Regions from separate parts of the Homo sapiens genome. Here region 1 is linked to region 2. Evidence: read pairs that join two places in POLR2A ChIA-PET (ENCODE). Cell type or tissue: PC-9. All regions are shown on one strand. Region 1 overlaps OSBP2 (oxysterol binding protein 2). Region 2 has its middle 8.8 kb from the start of OSM.

Region 1 (2,500 bases), 440 kb after region 2:
AATGCAAAAATCAGCCAGGCATGGCGGTGTGTGCCTGTGGTCCGAGCTACTCAGGAGGCTGAAGTGGGAGGGTCACTCGAGCCTGGGAGGCAGAAGTTGCACTGAGCCAAGATCACATTACTGCACTCCAGCCTGGGTGACACAATGAGACCCTATCTCAAAAAAAAAAAAAAAAAAAAAATTAAGTCCACAGTATTTTTGCTTAGGTAGAACTCATTTTCTCTGTGTTTCATCTCCTTGCTGAAGCCCACCATGGTGTCTGCCTGGTCCCCTTTAGCTGGGGTGGGTTGGTAATCATCATTATCTCAAAGCTGGTTTGATGACATAGGTCTCTGGAGACCTGTAGAAAGACTTTGTCACTTTATTCAGCTAATGCTTAGACTCCAGACTGGGCTTCATACATCTCTCCCAGAGGTACTCACGTGACACGAAAGGTGCAGGCCAACACTGGTGTAATACACAGGATAATGCAAGTGACCCAAACGGAGATCAATGGCAAGTGGGTCCATGGGGGAGCAACTCTTTGAGAAAGACAGAGCGTGTCAGACTGTTTCAGACCCTGTTCTCCAGATCTCCTTTACCATTGGTAGTTTTTGCCTCCAGCTTCCTCCTTACCCTCCTCCTCTTTCTTCTCCAAACCTTGGGACTTGACCTAACCCTCCCACCTCACCTTTTCCTCCCACCTGGCAGAATGACATCTTTGTTTCTCTAGAGCAGTACATCAGCTGGGAGAGGAGGAGCCCAGGAAATTCTTGTTGAACTGAAATGTGCTCAAGCCTTCCCACCTCCTTCATTTGCCCTGGGAGGAGAGTGCCAGATGTGTATTTGTTGGTTCTGGGTCCTTTGAAAGTATTAAGTAAGGATGTGGATGGCCATTTCCATGAGGTCAGGGCTCCCAGCTGCTATGGAACCTCAGAATCCTCTCTCATCCTTTTGCACATTGTATGAAATGAAAAGCAGAAAACTGATCAGGAATAGAATATTGCAGGAAATAATCTTTTATATGTGTGGATCTACTTCATCACACTTCCAGTCTTCGTGACCTGGGAGGGAACTGGAGCGTCCAGGATCACCCTCATTTTACAGATGGGGAAAACAAGGCACAGAAAGTGTAGTTGCTTTGTCTAAGGCCCAGCAACTTGCATCACTGTTCATCATTTCTGTCCATATACAGGTTGTATCTTGGGGTCATTATGGACATAACCTCAGCTCTTTATTCTTTTATTTATTTACCCAGCAATGTATCTGTCTAGTGCCCTCTATGTGCCAGGCCTGCTTCTTGGGCTGCCAGTAAAGGAAGGAGCCCTGGTTTTTTGGTTTGTTTTTGGTTTTTGTTGTTTTTTTTGAGATATAGTCTTACTCTGTCACCTAGGCTGGAGTGGTACAGTGGCACCATCACGACTCACTGCAGCCTCAATGTTCTGCACTCAAGCAATCCTTCTCCACCTCAGCCTCCAGAGTAGCTGGGACTACAGGCGTGCATCACCACACTTGGCTAATTTTTTTTTTTTTTTTTGAGACAGAGTCTCACTCTGTCGCCCAGGCTGGAGTGCAGTGGCGTGATCTCGGCTCACTGCAAGCTCCGCCTCCTGGGTTCACGCCATTCTCCTACCTCAGCCACCCTAGTAGCTGGGACTACAGGCGCCCGCCACCACGCCCGGCTAATTTTTTCTATTTTTTAGTAGAGACAGGGTTTCACCGTGTTAGCCAGGATGGTCTTGATCTCCTGACCTCGTGATCTGCCCTCAGCCTCCCAAAGTGCTGGGATTACAGGCGTGAGCCACTGCACCCAGCTCATTTTATTTTATTTTTATGATTTTTTTCTTTTCTTCCTAACATGGGTTGGGAACCAATGAAGTATTTTATTTTATTTTTAAAATGTTATTTATTTATTTATTTAGACAGGGTCTTGCTCTGTTACCCAGGCTAGAGTGCAGTGGCATGATTACAGCTCATTGCAGCCTCAACCTCCCAGGCTCAAGTGATCCTCCCACCTCAGCCTCCCAAGTAGGTGGGACTACAGATGCACACCACTATGCTTGGCTAAGTTTTAAACAATTATTTTAGATACAGGGTCTTGCTATGTTGCCCAGGCTGGTCTCTAACTCCTGGGCTCAAGTGATCCTCCCATCTTGGCCTCCCAAAATACTGAGATTACAGATGTGAGCTATTACAGTCAACCTAAAATTGTTTTCATTGACACATCATAATTATATGTATTTTTGGGGTACAGGGTGATATTTTGGCTCATGTATACCACGTGTAATGATCAAATCAAAGTAACTAGCATATCCATCACCTCAAACATTTATCATTTCTTTGTGTTGGGAACATCCAAACTCCTGTCTTCCGGTTATTTGAAAATATACAATACATTATTATTAACTGTAGTCACCCTACAGTGCTGTAGAACACTAGAACTTATTCCTCCTGTCTAGCTGTAGTTCTGTATCCATTAACCAACCTCTCCTTCTCCCCCACTTCCCTCTATCCTTCCCAG
Region 2 (2,500 bases):
GAGTCCTTCTGCTTAAACAGTCCCTGTCTTCCCATTGCCATTCTGATAAGGCCAAAGTCATTACCACAGCCACCAGGTCCTGCCCACCTCCCAGCCTCACTAGTACCTTTCTTTTGCCTGCCTTTCTCTGGCCTTCCTCAGTCCTTCCGGGAGCAGCTCTCACCTCAGGGCCTTTGCACATGCCGTTCCCACTTCCTGAGCACTCTACCTGTGACCTGCCACCTAGATATCAACGTCCAGTCCACGCTGCACCTTTTCAGGGAAGACCTCCCTGACCTTCCTCACCCCAGGCTGGTCCCAACCCGCCTCCTGGCACCCTCCCAGAGTACCACGTATCCCTCCACACCACGCTCTTCAGAGGTGTACATTTTTAAAACTATGAGGTTGTCTCTCCAGCCAGACTGGAAACTCTCAGAGGGTGTATACTGTGGTTGTGGCCCCCACCCCCATTGCCTCTCCAGAGCACAGCAAAGCCCCCAGAATGTAATAGGCTCTCCATACATTCTTGGTGAACCGATGAATGCACAGCCATATAGCTGCAGCCATCTTTAGAAGCCTGGGGAAAGGTGAGCTGTGGCTCCCAGGCTGCAGGACCCAGAGGCGTCCCTGTCCCACATCTGGTGAACCCAGAGCCAGGCCTCTGGAAGTGCAGGGCCATCTCGCTGTGGGCAGGAACAAGTCTCTCAGGCCCTTTTCCATGCATTCTCCCGGTCCCCTCTCCCGAAGAATCAGAACTCTATCAATCACAGTCCATCAGAGCATGTGATTTTGTTTCTGGGAAGCTTCAATTTCAAAGACGCTGAGTTTCTCTTTTATGATAATTTTTTTAAAGGGAAATCAAAATCTGCTCTTTCACTCACTGCAGATTTCAGCACTTTCCCGGAAAATTGACTAAAAAAGAAAAAGCCACTGGTGCTTCTTTTAAAGGGTTCACTTCAGAATGAATTCCACATGAGTGGCACCTGATGGTCTCATAGAAAGAGATTGGTCTTCGTGGAAGGGGGCAGTCCTACCTTTTGCAAAAACAGACAAATCACAGTGGGTTCTCAGTCTGTCATTTGACCTATATTTAAGTACCCACTGTGTGTGCTGGGCACAGGCTAGATGTGGAGGATAAATCAGAGAGAAGGAAAAGGCTTCCGGTCAAATGAATCTGCACCGAATGTCTTTTTATAGCCAGGTTTTGAAGGGTGAGTAAACGCACACGCTCACACATGTGCATACAAGGGCCAACACCCGGCACATGGAAGGGTCTGGAAAACCCACTGATGGACCACCCATTTCTCAACCCAGGCCACAGAAGGGAGCACCTGACTCACCCTCGCTTTTGTGGTGTAGCAATGCACCTGTGTCCTGAACAGCACCAATCAGAATCCTTCCCTGGAATGACGTCAGACTCAGGAAGCATACCTCTGTCACATGGCTGGGATATCACTAATCTGCCGCTATGGAAAACCACCTTCCCCAGCCTCACAGGCAGAGGTGTGGGGTCCTGCAGAGTGGACAAGAATGTGCCCGGCGCAGCCAGGGAGGCTGAGGGGTCTCCCTGAGCCCTGATCCCTGTTGAAGCCAGGGACATACACGTGGTGTGTCCCAGCCACACGGGACAAGACACAGGTCCCCTCTTTGCTAGCTGTGCTGGTTTTCTGGCACTTGGAGCTGGGAGTCCTTCGTCCCACACAAGCATGAAGATAGAGGCAGGAGGCACGGAGGACAGGGAGGAAGTTGGTCAGACTCAGAACGTTCTGTTGGTGCCAGCTGCACGGGCACAGCAAGTGCTGCAAAACCTCAGAGTCTTTGCCCAACAAAGAGGCAACTGCAGAAGATGGTGGGAAGCGGCCAGGGTCCCAGTGGGGCTGTCTACAAATGACAGCCCTGATCCCAAGGGGAAGTCTGGGACAAAGAGGTGGGGCTCCCAGGGATGTGGATCACCACCTGGAGGAAGTGCCCTGGGACAGGCGCTGTGCAAGGGTAGCTTTCCTCCCCGTCTTATTCTCGGAGAGACACCAAGGAAACTCAGGGTGTTTATTCTGATACGAAAAAGAGAAACAAATCCGGTAGTTCTGAGGGGAGAGAAGGCCATCAGCGCTTGCTCCATCCAAGGGCCTGCTGGTGGCCATTCAATGGGTGATAGAGGGTGACTGGCCAGGGCCAGGTCACTCTGTCCACAGAACAAGCATATACAGAAGGAAGGCAGAACAATGTGTCATTAAACACAAGTGCTGGGCGCCTCCACAGTCAAGAAGGCAGAGCTTAGTAACCGAAAGGTGAAAACAACCCAAATGTCCTTTAACAGATAATACAGCCGGGCACGGTGGCTCATGCCTGTAATCCCAGCACTTTGGGGGGCTGAGGCAGGTGGATCACCTGAGGTCAGGAGTTCAAAATCAGCCTGGCCAACATGGTGAAACGCCATCTCTACTAAAAATACAAAAATTAGCCGGGCGTGGTGGCGGGCGCCTGTAGTCCCAGCTACTCAGGAGGCTAAGGCAAGAGAATC

The links. Peaks named below come from ENCODE experiments on the same cell type or tissue, not always from the same donor. Only the 100,000 strongest peaks of a DNase experiment are listed, where the experiment ranks them.
Region 1: POLR2A ChIA-PET joins it to region 2 with 9 read pairs; 3 of 35 experiments call an interaction of 5 or more read pairs at or near these places.

The regions. Positions count from the first base shown.
Region 1 is chr22:30,711,581-30,714,080 of GRCh38, forward strand. The region is part of intron 1 of OSBP2 (oxysterol binding protein 2); the gene reads left to right. Among named protein-coding and RNA genes, the nearest start is that of OSBP2, 18 kb to the left of the region's middle. In PC-9, no CTCF peak of the experiment used is centred here; no DNase peak of the experiment used is centred here.
Region 2 is chr22:30,274,445-30,276,944 of GRCh38, forward strand. No RefSeq gene overlaps it. Among named protein-coding and RNA genes, the nearest start is that of OSM, 8.8 kb to the left of the region's middle. RefSeq lists an enhancer at 1,782-2,371. In PC-9, no CTCF peak of the experiment used is centred here; a DNase peak (open chromatin) is centred at 1,388.